Regions from separate parts of the Homo sapiens genome. Here region 1 is linked to region 2. The links are chromatin loops, found by intact Hi-C in ENCODE. Cell type or tissue: chondrocyte. All regions are shown on one strand. Links, peaks and the distances in the headings refer to the core of each region. The heading gives the core; the rest is flanking DNA.

Region 1 (15,559 bases), core at 5,179-13,178, 350 kb after region 2:
TCCAGCCTGGGTGACAGAGGGAGACTCCATCTCAAAAAAATAATAAAATAAAATAAAATAAAAAATAAATATCAACGTTATTTTCTGTATTAATGGAATGAAAAAAAAAATCATCCAATCATCCCAAGATGCAGAAACATTTGATAAAGTTAAACCCCTATTTATAATTTTTAAAACTTTTAGCAAAGTAGTAAAAGGGACCATCAATAATTTGATAAAAGATATATGCAAAAGCCCTACAGCAAACATTGTATTTAAAGTGAAATGTGGAAGTAAGTTTTCTCCTGAGATTGGGATTAGGACAAGGAGATTCACCATCACATTCCTATTCAAACTTGTATTGATGTATTGATGGTTCCCTCCAGTGTAATAAAGCCCTTCTTTCCCCCCAAAGTATAAAAATCAGAAAGAAAAAAAATGTAATATGTAAAATAATGGCATATGTAAAATATAAAGTAAAATAAAAAACATTGTTTAAAAACTCCAAATTGCTGGGTAGATTGGATGCAATCCTAACATAATTTTCAGCAGGTTTTTAAGGAATGTGGCTGATTCTAAAATTTGTGTATAAATGCACTGGGCCAAGAAAAGCCAATAATCTTGAAGAGCAACTAAGTTGGAAGACCAGACATCAAATGTTGGATATCAAGATTATCATAAAATGGCAACAGTTAAGCTGTGTGATATTGGTGAGACAACAGGCATACAGACCAAGGGAACAGAAAAGACACACATAGAAAGTCACCGGATTTATGACAAAAGTCTTAGTACAGTATAGTTGGGAAAGGATGATATTTTTAAATAAATGGTGCTAGGTTAATTGGAAATCCACACAGAAAAATTTGAATTGAATGGCTACTTCACAACATATACAAATAACAGTTCTAGGTAGATGCTAGTCCTAAATGTAAAAGACAAACACTGAAGTTTCTAGAGGATAACAGAGGAGAATATCTTCAGTATCTTTCCAGGAGATAAAATTTTCTTAAACAGGACACAGAAAGCACTAAGCAAAAGGAAAAATGTTGACGAATTAGACTTTATTAAAACTAAGACCTTCTGTTCATCAAAGGACATGATTATGGATGTGCAGAGGCCAACCCCAGGGTGGGTGAAGATATTTGCAATACATCTATCCAATAAAGATCTCATACCCAGAAAACATGAGGACTTCCTACAAATCAGTAAGAAAAAGACATCGTTTGTATAAAATGGTCAAAAAGACTTGCGCAGGCATTTTACAAAAAGGATATACAAATGGCCAATAAACATAAAAATGTGTTTAATAACAATAATCAAAGAAATATAAATTAAAGCTATAATGAGATACCTTTTCACACCACTAGGATGGATAAAACTTTAAAAACTAATATAAAAGTTTTGGCAAGGATCGAGCGTCTAACTGTCATACACTGCTGGTGAAAGTCTAAATTGTTACAACCACTTTGGAAAATCATTTGCACCTACTGAAGCTGGTCATAGACATATTTGTGTCCCAGCAATTCTACTCCTAGGTCTATACTCACAGAAATGTTTATGTATATAAATATAATTCAGTAAACATACTGGAGTGTTTATAGCAGCAATTTTTGTAACAGCTCACAAGGGAGTTGGAGTGAATGATCAAGTAACGAGTTCGGGAAAATAAATTGGATATATATAGTCCAGCCATTTTTTTTTCCCTTTTCTCTTAGGAGCAAGCTGCCTTCAGGAATCACACATTCTGTTCCCTTCATCCATGCGTTATTTTTCAAAGTTCAGTGTGAGTATGGCCTTTGGTTGAAAGATTAATTTCTCTAATCCTGGGGTTTAGTATTAGGAAGTTCACTTGCCTGCTGAATAAGTCAATTCTCTATTATTTATTTCATCAGTAATAGAGGGGATGTTTATTCTCTATATGTGATGTCTTTGGTCTTATTTCTCAATTGCTTCATATTATTTAATGAGCTTCTGTATGGTCATAACATCTGGTGCATTAGCCAAAATCATCAAGAAATAAGACAACAAAAAGGAGGTGGATGGGAGATCAAACACACAGAGGGACTGAGACTTTTAGAGTCAGCTGTATAAGTAGCTTTAAATTTTTATGGTGCTTTTGTGAGCACAAACCATGTGAATTCTTGACCTTGGTCTTTGAGGCTTCTATTCTGCAACCTGACAGATTTTTTACAGTTACACAGTTTGCTGCTGTGCTGTGCTGTCTGTGAGTGTCTTTAAATCTTAGGTCTTATGAATTCATTCACTTTGGTGGACTACTAAAATTTATAATAATAGACAAATAGCTGTTTTTAAAGGGCCCTGCTAGCCCTAAGCAAACATGCATGAATCTCAGCAAACAGCCTCTAAAAAGCAGATGAGGCTGGGCGTAGTGGCACACACCTGTAGTCCCAGCACTTTGGGAGGCTGAGGTGGGAGGATAACTTGAGCCCAGGAGTTTGAGACCAGCCTGGCAACACAGTAAGACTCCATCACTATAAAACATTTTTTTAAAAAATTAGCCAGGTATGGTGGTTTGCTCCTGTAGTCCCAATTACTTGGGAGGCTGAGGTGGGAGAATCATTTGAGCCTAGGAGGCTGCAGCGAGCTGTGGTCATGCCACTGCACTCTAGCCTGGGCAACAGAGCGAGACCTTGTCTAAAAAAAAAAAATGCTGGAAAATACAGATGGGCCTTACTGACTGGCCTAAGTAAGCAAAACCCCTGCTTCATAGATCAGACTAGGCTCCACAAACCTACAAAGACGTCAGAGACCTTAGTAAATAGAAGGCAAGGAGGACCTTAGCAGACACAATCCTCAGAGAGCAGACAGCAGCACCTTAGCTCACTCGTGTGGAGCCCCTACAAAACCAACAGATTTCTGTAGCATGTGCGAGCCCTAATTTTAAAAAGATACGATCATAGGCAAAAGAGACATGAGAGGCAGATCAATTATTTGCTGCTTATACTACATTTTTCAACTAGGTCTACAGGGCAAGACTCATCCTATACCCAAGTTTCATGTATGTTACAAAGCACTAATATTTTAGCTTTAAATTGTTACTGCTAGGCCTAGTTGGACAGTGTGGATAAGCCAAATCCTATCCATTTGTATACTGTTTTTGTCTACCTATAGGACCAAAGGAGGAAACTATGTAAGTACTGTACAAACCTCTTGGATTCATGTGGATTGCTCACAAGCTCTTGAGGGTCACTCCCTATCAGGTTGATTTTAATTTGTTAATCTCATATGTTCTGACCATGGCTTTATCTGTCATGTTATACTCAAATAGTAGCTTCATTCATAGAAGGGTAATGTATTTTTATTATCAAATAATGGGAATTCTTATTATAAAGGCTACACCCTCTTTTGGGGTTGGAATAGAGAAACAGCTTGATGAAATTACTGCAATTTAAATTTAAAGCAATTTAAAATATTGTGCTCTGAAAATTGGCTTTAGGAATCAAGTGTGTTCAAGAAATCAAGGATGCCATACCCCGGTCACAGCAAGACCCCATTTCCCCCTGACCCCCCCAAAAAAAAAAAAAAAAAAAAAAAAATATATATATATATATATATATATATATATATATGTATGTATTAGCCAGGTGTGTTGGTGCACACCTGTAGTCTCAGCTACTCAGGAAGCTGAAGAGAGAGGATTGCTTGAGCCCAGGAGTTCAAGGCTACAGTGAGCTATTATCACCACTGTACTCCAGCTTAGGTGACAGAGCAAGACCTTGTCTCTAGGCTGGGCACAGTGGCTCACGCCTGTAATCCTAACACTTTGGGAGGCTGAGGTGGGCAGATCACAAGGTCATGAGTTCAAGACCAGCCTGGCCAATATGGTGAAACCCCATCTCTACTAAAAATACAAAAATTAGCCAGGCGTGGTGGTGAGCGCCTGTAGTCCCAGCTACTCGGGAGGCTGAGGCAGGAGAATTGCTTGAACCCGGGAGGCAGAGATGCAGTGAGCTGAGATCGCGCCAGTGCACTCCAGCCTGGGTGACAGAGCGAGAGTCCATCTCAAAAAAAAAAAAAAAAAAAGACCACGTCTCTAAAAAAATAAGATAAAATAAAAAAGAAATAATATAGAAGCTAGGGTGGCTTGAAAAGTGTGCTTCAGTCTTTTTTTCAGAACAGGAATAACAGAATAAAAACAAAATAAAGGTTGGCAGGCTGGTTGCACTTGAGGAAGAAAAAGGTTTTCTTAAGAGAACATCTACCTTTTGGGAAGAGAGCTTTTGGAAGGAAAGACAAGAAAGATGTGAAATGGAAATAAGATCTTAAAGTCCAAGATGGACACATATAAAAGAGAAATGGAGATGCACCTGTGTCTAAATGTCCTCAAAGAACGCACTAGAACATGGGAAAATGTCTTTACGGTTATTACATCAGAAAAATGATTGAGGCCCAAATAAATCTAACAGAAGAAGAGAGACAAGATTTCAAGGGGCAGATTAGAACAGCTCCTCAAAAGGAATCAGGATCTGGGAAACCACTGAGAGTTTCTCAGGGCATAGATTGATTTTGTAAGGGCAGTTAGGGGAGCTGCCTCTTAAAAGATCGGGGCTTGATTGCAGGGGATTTAACTGTTGCACTTTAATTTTTCCTTAGGAATTTGACAATGGGAGGTGGTTTGTATTTAAATGTGATAGATCTGTGTATTGTTAGTATTTTGTCATTGAAATGATTTTATACATTTTATTCTCAGAATATCTTTATGTTTTAATTTGAAGTCATTAAAGACTCTCTGCTTACTATGGTGTACAACATGACTAGATATAACTTGAAGTAGGAAATAGAATAATTTTCAGCCTTGAGCATCAAGTGTCCTTGAAATTGATCCAAGTAATGTCTTGTTTTGATCCATTTCAGAGCCTTCCGGGGAACAGAGCTACACCATATACTTTGTTCACAAAAGAGTGGAGATTAGGATTGAGGAAGGAGCTGACTTCTGAAAGTGGGAGCAAAATTATCTTGGTCAACTGCTGAGCTCCCAAAGAGGATAACCACATTCTGGGAGGACTCTAGGCTTAGTATTTAAGCATAGTGGGCTTATAGAAGAAAATCTTCAGAATGGCAAGTAGAGGTGGGGAAATTCTTCTTTGTCTTACTCAGTTTCCCTACCCACTCCTGCCCTAAAGAAGTAGGATTATTGATTGGTGAATTTGGAAAGAAAACTGGCATTCCTCTTCCAGTCTCCTCCTCTCTCCTTGGGGAGTTAGCCTGCCCTCCCATACTGCACATGTTCTGCTTACTTTTGTGCCACAGCACAAAAGAGAGGTGGCCTGTGGCTTTCCAGCTCTCCCTATGATTTAGTGGTAGTCTGCCTATTTTCAAGGTTCATTATTATTGCATAAAGAGGGGAGCTGCATTCCCCAGCATCAGCTTTATTAGCAATAAAGGAAATGAGATGGTTCTCCACCTGCCATACTCTTTGGTCTTACATAAAAATTGGTTCGAAACTCAGATGAGGAGTGCTAGTACTATTTATATGTTTCCCTCAAATTTCTAAGAGGGTGCTTTCAGAAGAAAAGGTGATCCCAGATTAGGGTTTGAAGGACAAATAGAGTGTGTATGGTGTAAGTGAAAAACATGATTGCGGAAGGAGGAAAGAGCATGTGCAAAAGCAGAGATACTTTAAAGAGTGTTGTGTGATCTGGATGGCTCAGTGATGTATAAGTAAAATGCAAGGTGAGGAGTGGTAGCAAAGAGGCTAGAGACTATAGAGCTAGTACAAGGCCAATTTATAAAGGGCTCAGACTTTATCCTGTAGATGATGGTAAGCAATGCAGGAAGGGAGAGGATGGAAGAAGAGTCTTAAGCGTGGGAAGTAATTCAAGGTAAACAAGTGAAAATAGGTATAGATTAGCCTTCTAAGCAGCTTGACTATTAAGGGAATCCAAGGGCTTATGTAAATATCTAGAGTGCCTCTTAGAGTTAAGGGAGGGTAATGGCTTACACACGGGGTTTGTTTTAATATGGGAGAAACTTGAGCAATGTGTAGCTTGCAGGAAGAGACTGAAAATATAGGAGAATGGGAGAATAATTAATGGAACAAAAAACCTAGAGAGATGAGAGGTAATGAAATCCAGAAAACAAATAAAAGGATTCCTCCCTCTTCCACTGAAGAGGCAAAGATCTGTGAGAATGCAGACCATTTTGTTGGTAGGCATGAGGCCACCAAGGAATTGCGGACTGTTAGCTTCAATTTTCTTTGTTTAATAGCAGGTTGGTCTTTGGTGAAAATGAGGGGATGGTTGGTGGAATGGGAGGTCAGAGAAAGTATTGAGGATTCAAAACTAGCTAGGGATGGGGAGAAGGACCTGCATGAAGCACTGGAGGAGGGGGCAGTCAACTAAGATTGGATTGAACTGGGGTAAGTTTCACCAGGCAGATGGGAAGGAAGGGCAGTGGGGTTTAATGGAAGAGAAGACATCGAGAGTGGCTGAAGTGACTAAACATAAGATAGGAAGAGAAAAATAATTAAAGAAAATTAATTTCTCATTACATCTATATCCTAAAGTCACTGTTGCAGAGCATAAGGGTGACATTTCTTTTAGTCAGACTAAATTGTAAATTTTAGGTACCAATGGCAAAAATGGACATAATTATTTTGTCTTTTTACTTATTAGAACAATGTCTTTAATACACATTCATTCTTAAAAAAAACCACACACAGGGAAAACAGGTCTTTTCATGGATCAAATGTATCTTCCATATTAAAGATAACATGGCATTAAAATAAATGTAGCAAGGATTATTGGTTTTACAAGAAAAATTATCAGAAACACACAAATAGTAGTCCACATATCTACTCAATGGGGTCTGTTGTGTACAAACCCAAAATATACCTTATAAACAAGCAATACTTATAAAATCTGATTACATATTTTGTAGCAAAACTTCAAAAGTTTCCTTCAAAGTTAGGGGAGCAATCCACAAGAGATCACCTTCACTTCTGACCCCAACTTAAGAGTTCAGGGTTCCCAGTGAGAGGTGAATCTGTCTGGGCTTCTGGGTCAGGTGGGGACTTGGAGAACTTTTCTGCCTAGCTAAAGGGTTGTAAATGCACAAATCAGCGCTCTGTGTCTAGCTAAAGGTTTGTAAACGCACCAATCAGCACTTTGTAAAAAACACACCAATCAACGTCTGTGTTTAGCTAAAGGTTTTGTAAGTGCACCAATCAGCACTCTGTAAAAACGCACCAATCAGCGGGACGTGGGCAGGGCCACATAAGGGAATAAAAGCTGGCCACCTGAGCCAGCAGCGGCAACCTGCTTAGGTCCCCTTCCATGGAAGCTTTGTTCTTTCGCTCTTGACAATAAATCTTGCTGCTGCTCACTCTTTGGGTCCACACCACCTTTATGAGCTGTAACACTCACTGCGAGTGTCTGTGGCTTCATTCCTGAAGTCAGTGAGACCACGAACCCACCAGGAGGAACGAACAACTCTGGACGTACCACCTTTAAGAGCTGTAACACTCACTGCAAAGGTCTGTGGCTTCACTCCTTAAGTCAGCGAGACCACAAGCCCACCGGAAGGAAGAAACTCTGGACACATCTGAACATCTGAAGGAACAAACTCCGGACACACCATCTTTAAGAACTGTAACACTCACCACGAGGGTCTGCAGCTTCATTCTTGAAGTCAGTGAGACCAAGAACCCACCAGAAGGAATAAATTCTGGACACACCAGGACTACCCTTAAGTCTGGTAATTTACTTGAAGGACCGAGAGAACTCACTGATAACTATTATATTCACAGTTATGGTTTATTACAACAAAAGCATACTGGCTGGACACAGTGGCTCACATCTGTAATTCCAGCACTTTGGGAGGCCAAGGCAGGAGGATCACTTGAGGCCAGCAGTTCAAGACCAGCCTGGGCAACATGGACTCCATCTTTTTAAAATTTGTGTGTGCGTGTGTGTGTGTGTGTGTGTGTGTGTGTGTGTAAAAGGGGGAAAAAAGGATGCTGATTCCAAGGGAATTGGTGCATAGAGCAGAGTCCAGGAAATTTTAGTCTGCAGCCCCTCTGGAGGTAGACTGGCTATCTCATGGCCCAAAGACCACATCATAAATCACATTCTTACACCATCCAGTGTAGCTAAAGGCTCCCAGGTAAACAAAGCCACTCTTCCTAGAGATCACCTCCTAGGATACAAGGACAAAGGCCAGACTTCTTTTTGGGTAAGGTTAATTCTTTGCTACGCACTTCTAAAATACCAAAATAATCAATTCTCTGAATATATTCCTATAAAAGTAGGTATTAATAACCTATTGTCTGACTCCCTGCTGAGTCAAATATATTACTTTTCATGATTTTACTTCATACCTGTGATTGCTTCCTTAAGTTTTTCAAATTCACGTTGGAATGTTGAGTTATAAATTTCATTTGTTTTATGACAACCATTTTCTGGTAAATTTTCATCTTCTGCAGGAAAATCGTGCTACTCCGTTTCACAGTTTTTTTATTATAATTTTGAATAGATGTTCTGCATATGACTTTCATAATCTTTGAATTTAAATTAGTGAAATTTTCCTGGACTACTAACAGGAGGTGAAAAGAAAGATTAGGATAGCATTATAAAATTCATCTCTCGAGGGCTCCCTCTTCTGTTGCTATAGAAGACGACTCTTTTCTTAAACTCTGTGAACACCTACTCTGCCTCTCAGAACTGAACCTGGTTCCAAAGAGCTTCTACACACAGTCCTGGGCTTCCTGATTTATTCACAGGCTGCAGGGACACAGATATTGCCTTCTAAGATGATGATACTGCTTTTAGAAGTTATTTTACTGGTGCTTTCTAAGGTCTGCAATCTCTGATTGGGCAGCTTCTGTCCTTCTCTCTCTCCCTTCCCAATGTTTGGAGCCTATTCAGTCGCAGCCTTGTTTTTAGGGTACAGCCACCACTAAACTCCTTCCCCACTTCCAGTACTTTCCCATATTGTCTTGATTTCCTATGTGGGCTTGCTGTCCTCAGTTGCCTATTGCAGCATTCACATTTAATTTTGGAGTTTTGGAGTTTTCTTAGCTATTTGCTGAAAGTTCAGTTTCTATGAATTTATTTTCATTTTCTTGGTTGCTCTGGATAGATTTCAGGAGAAGAAATGAAAACTTTCAAAACTAAGCAGACCTCATATTCTTTTAGAATGCTAATATAATTCATTTCTGTTCCATGTTTTCAAAAAATATGAAGAAATTCTAGGGAAGTACTCTGATTATTGGCTTCAGATAATGAAGAAGAATGTTATAGTTGTCAGTAGCCCACTTAGAGTCAGTTATGTAGATGTTCCCATCTGCAATGACACCAAGGCTATAACTATAGAAGGTAATATCCCAAAGCAGTTTTTATATAAAGTCATTTGCAGCATATAGTGTAGATTTTTTTCTTTAATTAAAATGAAAGCACCTCAGTGAGGTGCTTTCAACGTTTTATTCTGGTATACTAAAAAGAAGATTGTTAGTCAAAATGTTTCTCCTGAACCCAAGTAACTGGAACACTGTACAGAAGTGTTTGAGAACGTATTCCAATCTAGGTGGATTATGGGTGAGAGAATGCTATAATAATTCTCATTTTAGTTCTGGAGATTTTAATCTACGTTCAGTTTCTTTTTAAAAATTACTAACATTCTATTTTGCTAGTCAGTCACAAATAATTTTGTACCCAGAGCAAGTTCCAGCATTACCTGGGAACTACATCTCCATCTTTTTTATGCCTCACTCTCTCATGAGAACAAAATCAAGGTAAAAGCCACAGAGATATGCTGAGCAAAATGTTAAGACTATGAATAGTATCAGAATGCAGATGTTATTTTACTATATACTGTACTAGTTATAACCAAGTGACTTAAAATAGGAAGTAAGAGGAAGAGCTGAGCGTGTGGCAGTCACTTTGATGTAGGGTTGGAATCCAGTATACCTTGATGGTGGTAACCCTAGTGAAACACCTCCTACTCTGGGATAGAACCCTGGGAAGCCTAGGCCAAAAGTGGGGAGAGGGACTAGAATGATCTGGTTGGCTCAGAAATCCTCAAGCATTGATTCAGGACTACTGGCACCCTTTAGCACCCAATGGAAGGAAAAGAAGCGCCTCTCTATAGGAACATTACATCATCCAGTGCTTCAAATTGTTTATATTAAATCAGTTTTTCCAATTAAATGAACTGCAAACAATCAAAATTAATGGATGCAGGAAGAGTAAGCATGAGACAGCCACCAGGAGAAACAATAGACAAAAGAAACAGACTTAATAACAAAGTCTAAAAACTACTATGCTTACTATGTTCATGAAAGAAAAAGTCAAGCATATAAATTTTGTCCAGGAACTAGAAATCATAAAAAAGTGACATTCAAGGTTTTAAAAAGAACCAGATAGGAATTATAAAACTAAAAAATGTAATAACTAAAAGTACAAAGACTACGGGTGAATTTTAGAGCAGGTTAGGGACACCTAAAGAGATAATGAGTGACTGGAAGATAAGTTAAAAGAAACCCTCAATAAATTTTAAAGGATTTAAATCATACAGAGTTCTAAAGTGACAATTTATATGTGTTCGAAATCAATAAGAAAAGGATAATCACATTATTTGCATATGTTTGGAAATAAGAAACCTACTTCTAGGCTGGGTGCCATGGTTCACACCTGTAATGCCAACACTTTGGGAGGCTGGCAGATGGCTTGGGTCCAGGAGTTGGAGACCAGCCCGAGCAACATGGAGAAACCTTGTCTCTATAAAAAACACACAAAAAACAAATTAGCTGAGCATGGTAGTCTGCACTTGTAGTCCCAGCTATTTGGGAGGCTGAGGTGGGAGAATCACCTGAGCCTGGGGAGGTTGACGCTGTCATGAGTAGTGATAGAGCCACTGCACTCTTGCCTGGGCAACAGAGTGAGACTCTATTTCAAAAAAAAAAAAAAGAAAAAAGAAAAAAAAAGAAACATACTTCTAAATCTATGCATCAAAAAAATGATAGGAAAATTAGATGATGTTTTAAATTCAATGGTAATAATACATATCAAGACTTGTGTGATGCAGTTAAAACAATATTGATGGAGAAATCTGTAGCTTTTAATGTACATATTTGTAAAGAAGTTAGTAAAAGAACAGCAAAATAGAAAGTAGAAAGAAATAATAAAGAAAATAGAATAATTGAAATAGAAAAAAATACAATAAAAACTATGTACAAAATTCAGGTCCTCTGAAAAGCCTAATAAAATTGATAGAACACTGGTGAGACTGATTAACAAAAGAGAGAAGGCACTAATAATTGATGATGAAGATAGGGACACTGGGTCAGATCTTGCACACCTTAAAAACATGAGGTTGTTATGAACATATAAATGGTATAAAAATTTAGATGAAAAACAAAAAAATCTGTATCAGACATGATACATAATAGCGAAACATGAAAAGCCTTTCTTTTGAAACTGGAAATGAGACATTTTTGCCTGCTAACACCTCTTTTATAATGTTGTTCTAGAGTCCTGAACCTGTAGTAGCACAAGAAAAAAGGGAATAAAAAATGAAGGAAAACTCAACGATTTGAAAATGGTATGATTGAATGCATTGAAACCCAAACACAAATACATTTATATTTTTATTGGATAAGAAATTTTAGCAGGGTTGCTGGATATAAAAATTAGTTTGGAAAATTAGCTTATTTTATATATATTTAAGCAACAAAAAAGGAAAATGAAATATTAAAAAGATACTATTTACAATAGTGTCAGAAATATCAAATATATATAGAGATATAATAAAAGATCAGTGAAACTTCTGCATAGCAACAAATACAATTATATTAAGAAACATTACAGAAGACCTAAATGAATTGAAAATCATGATTGGAAGGCTCAATGTTGAAGAAGTCGCTCGTCTCTCAGGTTAATGTATGGATTTGATGCAATATCATCCAAAATCCCAAAAGGCCTTTTTTGTTGTTGTTGTTGTTGTCTTATTGTTCATTTGGTTGGTTTTTCTTTTTTCTGGAACTTAAGCTGATTCTAAAATGTATAAGGAAATACAAAGGGTCAAGAATAACCAAGTCTGTGTTTTGACGAAAAAAAAATAAGGTAGAAGATCTATACTTCTAGGTTATCAAAATTTTTCTGAACGACTTTTATAATTAAGACTGTGGAATTGGCAAAGTACAATGGAAAGACTAGGCTTCAGAAACAGACCTACATACATACAACTTGATTTATGACAAAGGTGACACTGTAAAAGAATGGAATATGGATAGATTTTCCAGTGAATGGTACTTGGTCAAATGGGTAGCATATACAAAATAAAATTGTACCTCAACCACTGTGCACAAAAATCAATCATAATCTTAAATGAGAAAGGCAATACAATGAAGCTGTTAGAAGATAATGTAGAAAAATATCTTCATGATTTGGGGATAAGGAACTTACTTAAGTCACAAAAATCATCAGTCAGAAAAGAAAAGATAGATATATTTTTTCCTCATTAAAAGACTTTAAACAAAAGTTGCCACTGCAGAGTCAAAAGGCAAATTATGAAGTAGGCAAAGATGTGTGCAATATGTAAAATTGTGAAAAGGCTGTTATTCAGAAAACATGAATAACTACTACAAATCAACAGAAAAAGACACAATCCCAATAGAAAAATAGGCAAAAGACCTAACTAGGAACTTCCAAACGAGAAATCCAAAAGACCAATTAATATATAATCTCATTAGTAACTAAGAATGTTCAAATTAAAATCACAATTAGATACCATACATACCTACTTGATCTTTTTTAGAAAGTACAATATCAAATGGTAGGCAAAGATACAGAACTCTCATATATTGCTTAAGGAAGTGTAAAAGTTTGGAAATATCTAGTAAAGTTGAATCTACGCCTACCTTAAAACTCAGCAATTCTGTTTACATATGTAAGCAAGGAGCTGGAAGTTCTCACTCCAACTTAACAACATATATATCTTACTGACCTGCAGTCACGTATGTATCAGGATACATGTACAAGAATAAGAATGTTCATGGCAACATTCTTTTAATAGCCCTAAACGGGAAACAATCCATATGTCTATCAACAATAGAATGGATATATTGTAGTTTATTCATACCATAATGAAGAGAAAGAATTAAACTACATAAAAGTAGACCTTTGAAAAACAGAGTAAATGAACCCAAAGAAAACAGAATATAAAGTATATGAGTCCACTTATATAAAGTTCAAAAACAGCAAAACTGAAAAAAAAAGTTGAAGAACTATGTGGCAAAACTGTAATGAAAAACGAGGTAACAAATACCATAAAAGTCAAGATAGCTACTCCTGCTAGCTGGGAGATGGGATTTATGATGAAGAAGTGGCAGGTGATGGCTTTCTGGCATGTTGTCAATCAGGGCCATCTACATAATTTGTGGTGTCCAGAACAAACATCTTTTTTCTCTCCCTCCCTCTCTTTCTCCTCACATGGTGTTTTCTTATTTGCTATTTAATGTGGCACTCCCTTGGGCACAGGTGGAAAACTGACCCAAAGGAGCTAGGGGCCTGACTCCTGGTTCAGAGGAAATGGGGAGGATCCTGCACCTCAGCCAGACACTTCCTGCACCGTACCTCCTGCTCAGCCTCTGCCAGAGCAGAGGGTGGGGTGGGGTGGAGTGGAGAGAGTGAGCAGCCAGAACTCATTCTGGGGAGGAAGGGAGGTGGCAGGAGGCCCATGTTGCCTGAATCAATGCATTGTCCCATTGATACTTCACTGATAAAACACAAATTCAAAGATAAAATTATTGAGAATTACATGATGGTGATTGCAGGGCATTAAATGTCAAGCAGGAAGGAGGAGGAGAGTGGAGCATGTTGGCTTCTGAGCTTGGGGTCCTGTGCCACTGCAAGTCCCTGAAGCTGGCCCTTTCAGCAATGTTCTCTTTCCTGACCTGGGTAGCAGTTATACGGATGTGCATTTTACCATAACTGCTTGTCTCCGTTCATTTGTGCCGCCATAACAAAATAGTTGAGACTCAGTAATTTATAAAAACCAGAAATTTATTTTCTCAAGGTTCTGGAGGCTGAGAAGTTCAAGATCAAGATTTGATCTTGGTGTCTGGTGGAGGCTGCTCTGTGCTTCCAAGATGGTGCCTCTTGCTGCATCCTCACATGGTGGAAGAGATGGAAGGGGTAAACTCGCCCCCTCTATCCCTTTCATAAGGCGCTAATCACATTCATGAGGGTGGCCTCACCACCTCCTAAAAGCCCCACCTCTTAGTACTGTTGCATTGGGGATTGAGTTTCACAATGAATTTGGGAGGGGACACACACAAACACTGAAACCACAGCACTGCTTAAACTGGACATTCATGCTTTATACAATTTTCTGTATGATGGCTGAGTTTAAAACTAGATAAAGGAAAGGTGGTGTAAAACGGAATGAACTTTTGCTGTAAAATATAGAATTATTCACATATAGAGATGTATATACTAGTAAATGCATACTTTTTTCTAGAAGGAAACAATAATCTGTTAACACTGGTTGCTTCAAGGGACAGGGATTTGAGGAGATGAGGTAAAACAGGCTTTTGTTTTTCATATGAACCTTTTTGTATTATTTGAATTTTCTACTGTGGTCATGTTGGGATTATTGGCCAATTTATATGTTTTTGTAAATTAAATAAAATTATTTAGTTGCTTATTTTAAAGTAAAGCCAGAAAAATGCAATCATGTTAAAAGCCTATAGGGAAGACAGGCACGGATACATACTTTTTTAAGAATCATATTTTGAACCATTTTAGAAAGCAAAGAGCATTTTTGTTGATATGAACAACCCCCCTATAATTAAGGTTTCATAGATCTATATTTTTTACCTAGTCTACTCTGAGGTAGATTTACTGTGAAGCTAAAGGATTCAAACTTCAGAGTCCCTCACTTGGATAGACCCTTATGAAGTCCTGTACCTAATTTTAATTTTGCATTCATAATTTTACATACTTCTTTAAAAAGACCTTTCAGATTATATAATCTTGAAGCCCCCCTAAAACCTGATTCCAACCTTGACTGTGAGTTACACTCAAATCAAAGAGTTCTTATACCTGCCCTAAATATGAAGATTTGTAGAAATAAGTAACAAAACATGGTTGTAAAAATGTATCTAAACAAATAGATTCACTCAAGATACACTTTAAATCTGGCAGTGAGAATTAACATGTCCCCTACTCCAGCAATCTTTTCAACTTGCCAGAAATGAATCATTTCCTCCTATGTGCTATGCCTGTACTTTCTCTCTATTGTTATTGAGGTTTGTATTATGTGCTTGTTAAGCTACCTGTCTGCCCTACTAGACAAGAAGCTCCCAAATAGCTAGGACCCTCTCAATTATTTTTGTGCCTCCAGGGCCTAGAAAAAGATTCTAGCATGCAACAAGTGACTGTTTAATAGGATCTTTTTACAACCATTGTATTGTGTGTAAAGGAGCCATAGCTACAGTTCTTTACTTGAGTAAGCTTCATATGAAACTGATAACTATACATATACATACATGCACAGCTTAAGGAGATTCACAAAGTACTTATCAGTAAGCATCTTTCTTTTTCCTACTGAATTTACATGA
Region 2 (15,559 bases), core at 2,863-10,862:
GTTATAGACAGCTTTAGAAAACCAACACGCTGCACTCAGATAAGGAGATCAAATAGGAGATTTACAGAGTGTGCCAGGCTCAAGACAGCAATAGCAAAATCTACCTTTGACCTTCTGGGTGTTTCTATTTCACTAGAGAAACTCCATCACACATCAGGAAATTGATTTTACAAAACGTGTATTTTAAGCTTGGCTTCACAAATTCTAGAGAGAAGTTCCTCCCTGGTACTTATTTCAAGGAAGGTGTAGTAAAGGTAAAAGAAATGAGAGCAAATCAGGTGCCTTCTGACAACCAGCCAAGTTCATTCCCTGTCTTTCTAGATCTCCTACACTGAGAGAAGGAATGCAACTAGTTCCCAAGGGGTCAGGGCAGGCATTTTCCCTAATTCAGGGTTCAAATCTGGAGTCGATGGGTTCCAGGAAAACCAACTTGAAAGTGCTTGGACATATCCACTTATAGTTTTGTTTGTTTGTTTCAAAAATGTCCACCACTTTCCTTGGATTCTCAGAGAAATCTGTAGGCAAAACCAGGTTAAGAACTGTTCCCCTGTACTCTGCATTATTTCACATTACCTTGTCATCAGGGACAGAGATCCTGAAAGCAGAGCCCCAGCAGTAGCAGATGAAGCCAACCTGTTGCCTAAGTCCCTATTGAATAAGGAGATTAGTACCCACCACATTGATTCCCTCCTGACTGGCATCCCCAACCTCTACTCCTAGAATAAATGAAATATGAACTACTCTTTCCACCACCACCATTCTGTCCCAGCATTATTTATTCCTTTCATGATACTCCGTATATTTCATAAAAACCTCCTCTCTGCCTCATTGCCCACCCCAGCAGGAACAGGCCCAGGTGGGTATTCTTCTGTTGCAGAGACTCCTTTCCTTATCTACTCATCCAGGCAAAAGAACCTTGGTTAAATCATCAGTTGGGCCCATCCTGGTTTTGTTTCCATTCTTATAAGGACCTGAAGGTATTATCATAATCCAGGACTATATAAGGGCTTAAAAAGGATTAAGATCATTGACTTTCTGTAAGCATACACACCTAAATAGCAAACTATCAAGAATATCCATCTCTGCTACAGGCTGTGCTTCTGACACTATCAGGAAGATTGGCGAAACCTTCAAGCAGGAAGATATGATGGAAGGGCCAGGCGTGGTGGCTCACACCTGTAATCCCAACACTTTGGGAGGCCGAGGCAGGTGGATCAAGTGAGGTCGGGAGTTCAAGACCAGCCTGGCCAACATGGTGAAACCCCATCTCTATAAAAATACCAAAATTAGCTTGGCGTGGTGGCACACGCCTGTAATCCCAGCTATTCAGGAGGCTGAGGTAGGATAATTGCTTGAACCTGGGAGGTGGAGGTTGCAGTGAGCCGAGATTGCGCCACTGCACTCCAGCCTGGGTGACAGAGTGAAACTTGGTCTCAAAAAAAAAAACAAGATATGACAAAAGGACATGTCTCTGCCCAGACTCTACTTCTGTTGCTGTTTCAGCTTTTGACACTTTTTATCACCACTCTTTTCCCACCTCTAAGTATTGAGTTCCTTATATCAGTGCTAACATAATTGTAAAGAATTATCCTTTTTTCCACTCTGCAAATTTTCAAAGGTCAGGCTTTATGTAGAGAATCTTTATCCATTACAGTATTTCAGCAATAACACTGTCTTTCCTATTTTGCTAATACTCTAGAGTGACATTTAATTTATCATCCAAAAGCAATGCTAAACTATGACAATAGGTGTAGACCAAGACCATTGTAGCCAAACTGAAGCCAAAGGTCACCATGTTCCGCACAGAACCATGCAGGGCTAAGTGGTTCACTCGCCTCCATCACATCCTATAACTGCAACATCCGCCTCATATTGGATCTCTCTCCCGCTAGCATGATAGTGGTAGAAGGTGCTTTGAAGCAGGAAGATAATAAATTCCAAATTAAGCACTATCTGAAAAGAAAAGTCTCCCATTTTACTGAAGTCATAAACTCTAGGCTACTGCCTATGTTGCATTATCAACACATTCTTTGCCCCAACCAGCTGCAGTTTGGCTGTTTAACCATCCCATGTTCTTTAGCATGTCGAGTAGACCATGTTTTAACCATAATAGGCCTGTTGCCTGATGTGTACAGCAAGTCAATACACCAAGATATGAGGTTGCAGCAGAGAAAGAGTTTAATTATAGGGCCGCTAAATGAGGAGACGGGAGGAAACCTCAAATCTGTCTCCCCAAGGAGTTTGGGGCTAGGATTTTTAAGGGTTTTGGAGTAGGCTGAAGTTAGGAAATCATTGATTGGTCACAGAGAGCAGCATAAGGTCATGGGACAGGGAGATGAAGAAACAATATTCTCATGTTGATCCATTTCCTCTGTGAGGGTCTTTAAACTGGCTGCAGTCAGCTGTTCCACTGGAATTCAATATCTGCTTAAGCAATTCTTAAGCAAAAACCTTATGATTCTAACATCAGAAATCCTATGTATAGGAACAATGGAGATGCAAATAGTCAGTGTCTAGTGCTACAGACTTTCAGTTACAAGGAAGTGGGTCAAAGTACAGACTGATTAATATTGAATTATAACTATATTTCTTTCCAGAATTCTTGTTAAGCCTGTGAAGATGGCTTCAATGTTACATTTAATTCCTTGATTTTTCTCCATAAATTGCATACAAATTCAAGGTCTCATTCAATATGCATGTAACCAAAAAGATAATCTATGTCTTACTTAATCTACACCATGGTTGTTAGGAGCCAATGATAAAATACGACATAGCCCCACACTCAAAATTCTTTCTTCTTTCCACAGATCCGAAATGTGGCAGCAAATCTCTGTGTGGACAGCAAGCATGGAGCCACCGGAACAGAGCTGAGGCTGGACATCTGTGTCAAGGATGGTTCTGAAAGAACATGGTCTCATGAACAGGTGAGTCACCTCCCAGAAGCCAGGGCAGTGGGAACCAGTCGGGGGCTGATGCAGACACAGAGGGATGCAGCTGGAACAAATCTCCGAATGGTGCAGATGGTACTTGTGGGACCTGGAGTGAGGCCGCTGTATCACCAACCAGCTCTGCAGTTCAGTGAATCACTTAATGTCTCTGTTTATGTTTCTTCTCAGAGCAGTTGTGATGATCAGTTCAGATAATGTACACAATTATCCTCTAAATATGAGAAAGGATGGGAGAAATGTGGATTGCGACCCTAGTCTTACTTCTTTTCCCAGAATGGTAGTTTAACAGAGGAAGCCTGTAGAGTGCTTTGGAACACTTCCAACTAAATTTCATGGTTTTAATGACTCTGCTGTTCTGTGTTTGTGATGTCATCTTAAACTTGCTTTTCCCCTGACCATGAACAGATCACTTTACATGGGCCTCCTGTTGTTGTAGTAGTTTTTAATCTTACATGTGAAGGATGTAAGCAACAGCACCCCAACATGGACTTCAGGAAATACTTTAAGGCTATGTATTGCTTTTATTGATTTTTGTTTTGTTTGCTTTTTTCTATTTTTGGGGGCACATAGTAGGTGTATATATGGGGTACATGAAATGTTTTGATACAGTCATGCAATGCATAACAATCACATCATGTAAAATGGTGTCCATCCCCTCAAGCATTTATCCTTTGTGTTACAAACAATCCAATTATATTATTTTACTTATTTTGAAATGTACAATTAACTTATTATTGACTATAGTCACCGTGTTGTGCTATCAAATACTAGGTCTTTTTCATTCTTTCTATTTTTTGTACCCATTTAGCATCCCCACCTCCCACTCCCCACCTCACACCCTCCCACTACCCTTGCCAGCCTCTGGTAACCATCCTTCTACTATCATCTCCATGGGTTCAATTGTTTTGATTTTTAGATCCCACAAATAAGTGAAAATATGCAATGTTTGTCTTTCCATACCTGGCTTATTTCACTTAACATAATGACCTCCAGTTCCATCCATGTTGTTGCAAATGACAGGATCTCGTTCTTCTTTATGGCTGAATAGTACTCCATTATGCATAGGTACCACATTTTCTTTATTCATTCATCTATTGATGGACACTTAGGTTGCCTCCAAATTTTGGCCATTGTGAACAGTGCTGCATCAAACATGGGAGTGCAGGTGTCTCCTCGATATACTGATTTCCTTTCTTTTGGGTATACACCCAGCAGTGGTATTGCTGGATCACATGATAGCTCAATTTTTAGTGTGTTTTTTTTGTTGTTTTTTTTGTTTTGTTTTGTTTTGTTTTTAAACGGAGTCTCGCTCTGTCACCAGGCTGGAGTGCAGTGGCGCAATCTCGGCTCACTACAACCTCCGACTCCCTGGTTCAAACGATTCTCCTTCCTCAGCCTCCCGAGAAGCTGGGATTACAGGCACACACCACCATGCCCAGCTAATTTTTGTATTTTTTTTTTTTTTTTTAGTAGAGACAGGGGTTCACCATGTTGGCCAGAATGGTCTCGATCTCCTGACCTCATGATCTGCCCACCTTGGCCTCCCAAAGTGCTGGGATTACAGGCATAAGCCACCACGCCCAGCCAATTTTTAGTTTTTTGAGGAACCTCCAAACTGTTCTCCATAGTACCTGTACTAAGTTACATTCCTGCCAACAATGTAAAAGTTTTCCCATTTCTCCGTATCCTCAACAGCATTTGTTATTGCCTATCTTTTGGATAAAAGCCATTTCAACTGGGGTGAGATGATAACTCATTGTAGTTTTGATCTGCATTTCTTTGATGATCGATAATCTTGGGCATCTTTTCATATGCCAGTTTGCCATTTGTATGTCTTCTTTTGAGAAATATCTATTAAAATCTTCTGCCAATTTTTAATCAAATTATTAGGTTTTTTACATAGAGTTGTTTGAGCTCCTTATCTATTACAGTTATTAATCCCTTGTCAGATGGGTATTTTGCAAATATTTTCTCCCATTCTGTGGGTTGTCTCTTCACTGTGTTGATTGTTTCCTTTGCCGTGCAGAAGCTTTTTAGTTTGATGTGATCCAATTTGTCTATTTTTGCTTTGGCTGCCTGTGCTTGGGGGGTATTACTCAAGACATTTTGCCCAGACCAATGTCCTGGAGAGTTTCCTCAATGTTTTCTTGTAGTAGTTGTATAGTTTGAGGTCTTAGATTTAAGTCTTTAATCCATTTTAATTTGATTTTTGTACATGACAAGAGATGGGGTCAATCTACTCTCCAGAGTAGCTGGGATTACAGGCTTCTGCATGTGGATATCCAGTTTTCCCAGCACCATTTATTAAAGAGACTGTCTTTTCCCCAGTGTACGTTCTTGGTACCTTTGTCAAAAATGAGTTGACTGTAGGTGTGTGGATTTGTTTTTGGGTTCTCTATTCTGTTCTGTGTAAGACTTAATTGCTTTTAATTGAAAAACATTTCATTGCAACTCAGTTTAAGTGAGATGTGATTTCTAACCCTCTTAGAAATTTGAAAGTCCTTGCAAGCAGCTTCCCTGATACTGTGTCACCTGTGAAAGGGAAAAGATAGTGGGCAAAATTGCCTTTGCTCTCTTTTAGCGTTTTCGTTTCTTGTATTTTAGAGATGGGGTCTTGCTCTGTCACCCAGGCTGGAGTGCAGTGATGTGATCAAAGCTCACTGCAGCCTCAAACTCCTGGGCTCAAGCGATCCTCTTGCCTCAGCAGCCTGAGTAGCTCAGACCACAGGTGCATACCACCAAGCTCACCTAACCCTTTTCACTGTTTTAATTTTAAATTAAGAAATATTTCAATAGAAAGCTATAGAAAATATCATAGCAGATATTTATGTACTCATCACACTCATCTCTTATGAAAAGCAAAAAAGCAAGCAAGCAGTTCCCAGTAAGGCGTTACTGCCTCCTATAGCCAGATTCCTCTGGTGCCCATCTTGTACATTAAACTAGAAAAGGTCCACCATGCCCAGCGCAGGATGTTAAAGAGTTGTCCAGATGTGTTGAGATTCACCTCCCTCGCCCCACCTCACTGCCCCTCCCTGCCCTCTACCACGCATTACAATGCAGAGCATCATGATGCGAGGAAAACAGCCACAGAACAAGTCCACAATACAATCCAGAGATGTTCAGTCCATCAACAGTGCCTCTCCCCTAACCACTGATCCAATCTTTGAACCCTCTCCCCACAGCCTCATGGTATTCTAGGAGGACTGTGGGCCTTGTAGCCAGGCCAACCTGGATTTTAGTTTAAACCATGTGGCCTTGTGAAGTTGTGAAATCTTTCTAGGCCATAGTTCTTCCATCTTGGACAGGGTGGTTAGGAGAATAAATCTTGGGGCAGCATCTTGCACATGCAGCAGGTGCAGAGTAATATCCTCTCCCTCCTGCCTTCCTTCTCTCAAACACTCACAAATCCCTTTATGCTAATACCAAATTAGAAACCTCTCTCAGGTCCAAGGCAGCTGGGACTTTGGCTTCATTTATCTGTTCCCAGCATAGTCAGCAAATACTAGTTATTATTCACTCAAATGCGCCCTGCATGGCTGGGCACGGTGACTCGCGCCTATAATCCCAGCACTTTGGGAGGCTGAGGCGGGTGGCTCACTTGAGGTCAGGAGTTCGAGACCAGCCTGGCTAACATTTTGAAACCCCGTCTCTACTAAAAATACAAAAATCAGCCAGGCGTGGTGGCTGATTATATACATATATCCAGAGGGGTTTATAGAAGGCTCTGTGACTCCCAGATTTATTGATAGGAATCAAATATCAGTGAAAAGTTATTTGCCTCCTCCTTCCTCTGTCTGTTTCTATAAGCTCCATGGGGATGTTACTGGGGACCTGAGGAATGGTGTTGGACTGTTAACTCCAACAAGCAATTCTGACTTCAGCCTGGGAGCAAGAGAGAAGGCTTTAGAAGCTATCGGTAAGGCTGGCATCTAGAGTGGAAAAGAACTTTTTTAAAAAGAAAAAGGAGGAAACCATAAGGAAAAGCTTCATTTCTTGGGCTAAATTCCTCTCTACCATCTCTATTCAACCCAACTAAGAAACACACATGGCCAGCTGGTGAATATAAAGCAGGCCTTAATGTCTGAACTGGGCTTAGTATTTCTATCCAGTAATGCTCTAGAATGAAATCTTCTCTGGCCTGCAGATTTTATTTGACAGCGGAACATGGATATAAACAAAGGCAACGATATTGCATACACTTTAAAAATTGCTGGTTCACTCCCCGCACCCCCCACGTCCCCCAACTCCCCACCTCCCACCCCCAGGCTAAAATGCAAAAATCTATGGCCCGTAATTCAAGAAATGGTCACCAGAGGGCAGCACTAGACAAGCAGAAAACTACATAGGCAGAACAGAAAGACCAGTTAATACAGCTCTTTAAAAAGATTTCCTGTCTCTAGAGATCCTAAAAATGAAGCTACAGTAGGATTAAATAAGGTTGATAAGTGGTGGAAAATGCATCATGTTTGAAATATTGCCATATATTGACTTGGAGGTTAAAACATTACAAGCTGTTTCATTCACCAGTAATTAACTGTAAGCTTTATTCAATATATCACTCAGTGACTTACAAGAATTAGGAAGCACTCTTCTACATTTAGATTAAAATTCCTGCATGAGGAAGGCATATCGGAACATGACAATTATGGATTTTCTTTTTAATTCAAAAACATTCAAAAAACACAAAAGGAGACTTATTAGAGTTGAAATAATCCGTTTTTTTCCAAAAAAAAAAGTGGCAAAAATTAAAAAAAGGAAAAAACAAAATTGTTACATGGGAAATAAAAAAGAGTCCATTGAAGGACCTGTATAAGAAAATGCCTTCTGCTGCAGAACACTGGTGGTGACTAACGTGGTTTCTGTGAAGGAAGCAAATGTATGATTCATTTTGCCAGGGCAATCTGCATAGCTGTTTGATATCATGGTAGCATTATGCTTCCTTTAGGGATCAAGAAAGAAAAACAAAAATAGATCCTAATAAGACTATAAGGTCTGGAAAGAACATTCCCCAGCTCCCATTGAGTCCAAGGGAGAGGAGTGGCGGGGAGGAACCCCCTTGGTCTAGTTTGGCTGTTCCCACTCTGCAGGCCCAGCAGCAGGCTCTGATGTCATGCTGGGGAGCAAGTGTTGCAGCCCAGCTTTCGTCCTCCCGAGGAAGCAAACACTGGCTCCCTCTCCAGGGCCTAGGGGAAGGTTCACAAAGACAGAAGCAAGCAAATGTGTGCATCCAGGGGACAGATTTTTTTCCTTTCTTTTTTCTCTCTTTGGGAAAAAAGAGTCTCATTATCAAGACAGAGCGAACTGATGGGTGCAAACTGCAAGGAGAAACATGCTGTATCTCAGGTTTCTGCAAACCTCATAACAATGAAATAAAACATCACAATCCAGACAGAGAAAAATATTTTCTGCTGTCTCAAGTCAGGTAGCAAGAGCAAGAGATAAGTGTATTGGCAGTACCAAATCCAGTGACCTTATTCATATAATACAAACGGACCCAGGCAACATGACACATATCACATTAATATTAAAGCAAAGAAATAAGAGTTAACATTGTGATATGGTTTGGCTGTGTCCCCAAATCTCATCTTGAATTGTAGTTCGCATAATCCCCATGTGTCATGGGAGGGACCCAGTGGGAGGTAATTTAATCATGAGGGCAGTTACCTTCATGCTGTTTTCCTGATAGTGACTGAGTTCTCATAAGATCTGATGGTTCTATAAGGCGCTTTTCCCCCTTTTGTTTGGCACTGCTCCTTGCTGCCGCCATGTGACGATGGATGTGTTTGCTTCCTCTTCTGCCATGATTGTAAGTTTCCTGAGGCCTTCCCAGCCATGCTGAAATGTGAATGAATTAAACATCTCTCATTTATAATTTACTCAGTCTCAGGTATGTCTTTATTAGCAGCATGAGAACAGACTAATACAGTAAATTGATACTGGTAGGGTAGGGTGCTGCTATAAGGATACCTGAAAATGTGGCAGCAACTGTGGAACTGGGTAACAGACAGAGGTTGGAACAGTTTGGAGGGCTCAGAAGAAGAAAGGAAAATGTGAGAAAGTTTGGAACTTGCTAGAGATTTGGAGGGCTCAGAAGACAGGAAAATGCAGGAAAGTTTGGAACTTCCTAGAGACTTGTTAAATTACTTTGACCAAAATGCTGATAATGATAAGGACAATGAAGTCCAGGCTGAGGTGGTCTCAGATGGAGATGAAGAACTTGTTGGGAACTGGAGTAAAAGTCACTCTTGTTATGCAAAGAGACTGGTGGCATTTTGCCCCTGCCCTAGAGATCTGTGGAACTTTGAACTTGAGAGTGATGATTTAGGGTATGTGGCAGAAGAAATCTCTAAGTAGCAAAGCATTCAGGAGGAAGCAGAGCACAAAATTTGGAAAATTTGCAGCCTAACGATGAGATAGAAAAAAAAATTTCTGGAGATAAATTCCAGCCTGCTACAGAAATTTGCATAATTAATGAGCAGCCAAATGTTAATCACCAAGACAATAGGGAATATGTCTCCAGAGCAAATCACAGACCTTCACAGCAGCCCCTCCCATCACAGACCCAGAGGTCTAGGAGTCAAAAATGGTTTCTTGGGCCAGGCCCAGGGCCCCCTGCTCTGTGTGGCCTCAGGACACGGTGCCGTGTCCCAGCTGCTTCAGCTCCAGCATGGCTAAAAGGTGCCAAGGTACAGCTCAGGCCATTGATTCAGAGGGTGCAAGCCCCAAGCCTTAGCACCTTCCATGTAGTGTTGGGCCTGCAGGTGCACAGAAGTCAATAATTAAGCTTGGGGAACCTCCACCTAGATTTCAGAGGATGTATGGAAATGCCTGGCTGTCCGGGCAGAGGTGTGCTATAGTGGTGGGATCCTCTTGGAGAACCTCTGCTAGGGTAGTGCAGAAGGGAAATGTGGGGTTGGAGCCCCTACACAGAGTCCCCACTGGGGCACTACCTAGTGGATCTGGGAGAAGAGGGCCACCATCCTCCAGACCCCAGTATGGTAGACCCACTGACAGCTTGCACCATGCACCTGAAAAAGCCACAGGCACTCAATGCCAGCCTGCGAAAGCAGCTGGGAGGGGGCTGAAACCTGTAAAGCCACAGGGGCAGAGCTGTCCAAGGCCATGGAAGCCCACTTCTTGCATCAGCATAACCTGGATGTGAGACATGGAGTCAAAGGAGATCATTTTGGAACTTTAAGGTTTAATGACTGCCCCACTGGATTTTGGACTTGCATGGGGCCTTTAGTCCCTATGTTTTGGCCAATTTCTCCCATATGGAATGGCTGTGTTTACCCAATGCCTGTACCCACATTGTATCTAGGAATAACCAACTTGCATTTGATTTTACAGGCTCATAGGCGGAGGGTACTTGCCTTGTCTCAGATGAGACTTTGGACTTAGACTTTTGAGTTAATGTTGGAATGAGTTAAGACTTTGGGGGACTATTGGAAGGGCATGATTGTGTTTTGAAATGTGAGGACATGAGATTTGGAAGGGGCCAGGGGCAGAATGATATGGTTTGGCTGTGTCTCCACCCAAATCTCATCTTGAATTGTAGTTCCCATAATCCCCACATGTTGTGGGAGGGACCCAGTGGGAGGTAATTTGATCATGGGGGTGGTTACCCTCATGTTGTTCTCATGACAGTGAGTGAGTTCTCATGAGATCTGATGGCTTTATAAGGGGCTTTTCCCCCTTTTGCTTGGCACTGCTCCTTGCTGTCACCATGTGAAGGAGGATGTGTTTGCTTTATCTTCTACCATGATTGTAAGTTTCCTGAGGCCTCCCCAGCCATGCTGAGCTGTGAGTCAATTAAACCTCTTTCTTTTATAAATTACCCAGTCTTGGGTATGTCTTTATTAGCAGCATGAGAATGGACTAATATACATTGTAAATCTATGTTTTAAAGGATCATTCAAAAGAAGAAAGCAGAGAAATTAACATCAACTTACTTTAACACTGAGGAATTTAAGGTTGAAAAGAAATCAAGGGTTATTGTACAGGAAACCTGAAGAAAATCTACATTCTTCTGTCAATAAGAGCAGGCCAAGGGTGAAGACAAACTATAAATGTCACAATGACATTACCCAAAGCAAACAATGAATATAATTCAATGAATATAATTTCATAATGTCTGTTTCTGCTTTGACAAGCTTGCAGACAGGAAAATGTGCCAATGAAAAGACTCAATGCCTGATTGGTTTGACATGGCCACTGAGATAAGATAAATGGCAATAAGAAGTATTTCAAAGACCTAAGAGAGAAAAAAATGAGCTAATCGTAGGTGTAGAAGAATAAAGTAATTGATATAATCTGAAGATGTATCACCTTGGATGCAGGAAAGTAATCAACAGGTAATAATAATAATACATAAAACACTGTGAAAATGACAAGCTAACCATCAGGCTACAAATGTAAGCATGATCATGGCACTACAATACGCAGAAACAAGAAACAGAGGTCACCTAAGGATGCCCTCAGATATAATTGTGACAATAGGTGAATAAAGTTGCCCAACAGACAGATTTGCCAGTGTTTGCTGTAACACAGGTATTCTTTTGGACTTAACTGATGCATTTAGTAAAATGTATGAAAAGGCCATCTACCAAAGAAGGGAGGACTTTTGAGGTGTGACAGAAGCAAGACACTCATTTTCTGCAGGCCTGATTTTCCCTAACTGACTCATGAGGGACTGTACTAGGTAGTGATTACATTCCCTTTAAGCTCTGGCCTTCTGAGTGTATAAAAACCAAAGACAGAGAGATGGAGACAGAGAGGGAAATAAATCAATCAAGACCACTTGTTCCTGCATTGGTTGGACTGCCTATAGTACAAGGGAAATGTGCTATTTAAATAAAATAAAGATTTAATCAAAGCCAATGGCAGGTTTATTCGCCAGGAAATTTCTATTAATTTCTATTCCAATGATAGGTAACTGAATCCAGAGTCATCAAAGTTGAAAATTCAAAATATAAGCATTATCATTTGCTATTGTTGTAATTAAACAGCACAAACTCATTTGAGAGACTAAAAAGAGATTCATTAATTTTGATAGTTAACATATAATAACAGATAATTGTGGGTTTTATTTATTCAATAGAAATTTAATTGAGGATCTATTGTGTGTCATAAATTGTTCTGGGTGCTGGAAACACAAAGGTAAAAATGCTCCAAGCCCTGCAACTAAGGATCTCACTGTCTAGGGAGGGATAGAGAAACATAAGTGGACAATCATGATGAAATAGGTAAGGGATGGAAAGGAGTAAGCAGTTCAAAGAGGATGGCTTCCTGGATGAGTGGACACTTGAACTGAATCTTACATGACAGATGAGCATTACCTAGGTTGGCTAGTGAATGTCTGTTTTCCAACCAGAGGGATTTACGTGAACACGGCACAGAAGGAAATACACAGCCTGGTTTGTGTGAGAACTACAGAGGTTTTAGCATTGCTGGAACATAAACTTGAAGGAAAGGAATGTAGGTGGAAAGAACAGCAAAGGCCAGATTGTGGAGCGTTCCTAAGAGGTCAAAGAGTTTGAACTTTATTCTCTAGGGGTTATGTGAAAAGGTTGTGAGATTTTAGATTGAGAGGGAACAAGGCCACACAGGCCTTTCCAACAGACTTCCTTGGAGGCTGAGGAAGGCAGATGTGTGGTAACCAAAAAAGCCAGTTTGGAGATCATTGCAAGAGCTATTGAGAGCAATGGTTGTGGGCATAGAAGGGAATGAACAAATTCCAGAAATGTTTATAAAACAAAAATGGTAAGACTTGGTCATTGATTAGATGAGGATGGTAAGGGAGACAAAGGAGTTAAAGACTCCAAGGTTGATAAAGTGCATGACATGACCACCAATTAAACCAAAATAGAGGGGCAGGAACAAGGCAGAAGAGAAGAAAATCAATTGCATTTAGAACATGCTGGATCTGAGATGTCCATGGGACATGCAGCTGGGAAATTCTGCAAGGAACTGGACATAAGATGGATGATGAGTGACCGGCATACTGGTGAGAGTTGAAATGAGAGTGTAAAAGACCAACCAGGGGAGGTGCAAGGACAGGGTCCAAGAGAGAACCCTGAGCAACACCTGCAGTGGAGAGATGCATGAAAGAGAGGGTGGTGAGACAGTTATAGGACAACAGAGGTGCACAGTGCTTCAAAATCCAAGAGAGCAGTGAGTTCTGAATAGAAGAGAGTGATCAAAATCTGAATAGACATTTCCTTGAGAAGCCATTCTTCTCTGCAGGATTTAAATGAATCTAAAAATGTCTCAGTCCACAATTATACTTTAAAAACTCTAGGAAAAAAGACTACACAATTCATCTTCATGAATTTATTTCAAATGTCTATTCTAAAAACCCCTTGTTCTTCTATATGAAATCTTCTCTTTTATCCTGTCTTCCAGGGTAACAGAGTACGCAGTGGCCATGATTGAGAAGGTCGCTGTTCACATGCTCGTTTAGGTCATTTCTTGAGACCACTTAACCCAGTTCTTTGTATTTGTCTTCAGATTCCTCACCACTTAACTATCTTTGTTAGCCATCCCTGGAATTTTGCCAGGTTCTCTACATTTCCTTTCCTAGGTGGAACCTAACAGCTGAAATATACTGAGGGCCTGGTCAGTGCATAGTGTATTATCTGCATACAGCTCAGCATTGTGCTTTCTTTTATATCCACAGGGTTTCCCTGACAGCTCTTTTTTATTTTGCAATTCACAGTTTGGCTTCACACAGCCAGCCTGCCGTAAGTCCTATTGTAAGAATTACATAACCTTCCTGGGATTTTAGAATTGGGAGCAATCACAGGGCTCATCTAGTCCATTTTCACACTTAAGGATTTCTCCTACTGTACCTTTCAAATACCCTTATTTGTTGTACAGTTCAAATAACTCAAGCAAATGCTCTTCCCCTACAGGTGTGTGGCTTGTTTGCTTGTTAATACATTGTAAAGCCAACTTAGTGCATAAGTCACATTTTTAATATAATAGAATGGGATGGATATAATAGAATGGTATAATATGATAGAATGGGATAATATAATAGAATGGGATACATAATAGAATTGGAGAGGCTGGACTAGGATAGGAATGTGTTGGATGGAATATCAGAGTCAATTAAACTCAGTAAAGGTAAATATCATTTCATGAAACTTCTGTTTCTATTGGAATCAAGGGAGGTCTCTGTGTGTGTGTGCATGAGCTGCATTTCTTACTGTGAGTTACAGTCTAAAACTTTCTACATTGCCCTGCAGAATTACTCTTACCAACCCTAGGGAAATTAATTGGCCCATTCTTCACTTCATCAAGCTTAGCTTTCCTTTACATTAGGTTTTTCAAGGTGCTAGCATCAATTCGGCTCATCTCTACTCTTTGTCTCTTTAGCTAATCTGCAAATTTGGGCAAACTGTGTAGGATTTGTTCCAGTAACATTTTAGCTAAATAAAGACCGTAGAGTGTTATTAAGGACTTTCTGGCCAGGCACAGTGGCTCATGCCTGTAATCCCAGCACTTTGGGAAGCCAAGGCGGGCAAATCACCTGAGGTCAGGAGTTTGAGACTAGCCTAGCCAACATGGTGAAACCCCGTCTCTACTAAAAATACAAAAATTAGCCAGGCGTGGTGGCGTGCGCCTGTAATCCCAGCTACTCGGGAGGCTGAGGCAGGAGAATCGCTTGAACCTGGGAGGTGGAGGATGCAGTGAGCCGAGATCGCACCACTGCACTCCAGCCTGGGAGACAGGGTGAGACTCTGTCTGAAAACAAACAAACAAAAAAAGACTTTATTTCTCTCTCTGACCCTCATCCCTCTCCCCTCTGTCTTTCCTCCCTCTGTCCTCTTACTCGTTCTCCTTCAATCTCCTTCTTCCATGCCCCTCCCTGCATCTCTTTTTCTACCATCCTCTGTATTTTCTCTGGTACCTGATTGGAAACTCTTCATTTGTGTTTTTTGGCAGCCTGGACCAAAAGTGCAGCTGTTACTGCTACAGCACTTTATGACACGTGCCTTTTCCAACACCTCTGTTAGGCTGAGACTTAGCTCTTTTTGGCAGATCACAAAGCAGGAGTTCTACATTGCTAAAAGACATACCTTCCCCCGCCCTTGCATCTTCTCTCCAAAACAAACTCACTGCAGCTTTTCTGCTACTGTTGCTTTGCTAGCTTTTTACCTTTGGATGGAGAGAAGATATTCGACCCGGTGAGCCACTGCATACCCGGAAATTCTGCTTTGATGCGATCTCACACAACAGCCCCGTTACACTCTATGACTGTCATGGCATGAAGGGGAACCAGCTCTGGGGATACCGGAAGGTAAGAGTCAGTCCACTGTGGTCATTCTCAAATTACTGTGGTTTAAGTTATTCTTACTCAGTTTTCTTTGAAAACACACCGTTTTAGGCCTGGCGCAGTCACTCACACCTGTAATCCTGGCACTCTGGGAGGTCGAGGTGGGCAGATCACCTGAGGTTGGAGTTTGAGACCAGCCTGACCAACATAGCGAAACCCCATCTCTACTGAAAATACAAAAAAAAGTCAGGCGTAGTGATGGGTGCCTGTAATCCCAGCTACTCAGGAGGCTGAGGCAGGAGAATCACTTTGAGCATGGGAGGGGGAG

Evidence for each region. Hi-C counts contacts between places; a loop is a spot of excess contacts. Peaks named below come from ENCODE experiments on the same cell type or tissue, not always from the same donor. Only the 100,000 strongest peaks of a DNase experiment are listed, where the experiment ranks them.
Region 1: a loop joins it to region 2, with 4 times the contacts of the local background. A loop is called at or near these places in 3 of 110 quality-filtered maps.

The regions. Positions count from the first base shown.
Region 1 is chr4:173,352,209-173,367,767 of GRCh38, forward strand. All of the region lies in intron 2 of SAP30-DT (SAP30 divergent transcript), which reads right to left. Among named protein-coding and RNA genes, the nearest start is that of SAP30-DT, 11 kb to the right of the region's middle. RefSeq lists an enhancer at 15,432-15,501. In chondrocyte, for the core only: CTCF peaks have their summits at 8,598 (motif pointing left) and 8,800; no DNase peak of the experiment used is centred there.
Region 2 is chr4:173,006,371-173,021,929 of GRCh38, forward strand. It overlaps GALNTL6 (polypeptide N-acetylgalactosaminyltransferase like 6), which reads left to right. Exons shown (of 13, transcript NM_001034845.3): 11 at 2,808-2,924; 12 at 15,106-15,255. Among named protein-coding and RNA genes, the nearest start is that of GALNT7, 150 kb to the right of the region's middle. In chondrocyte, for the core only: a CTCF peak has its summit at 7,269 (motif pointing right); no DNase peak of the experiment used is centred there.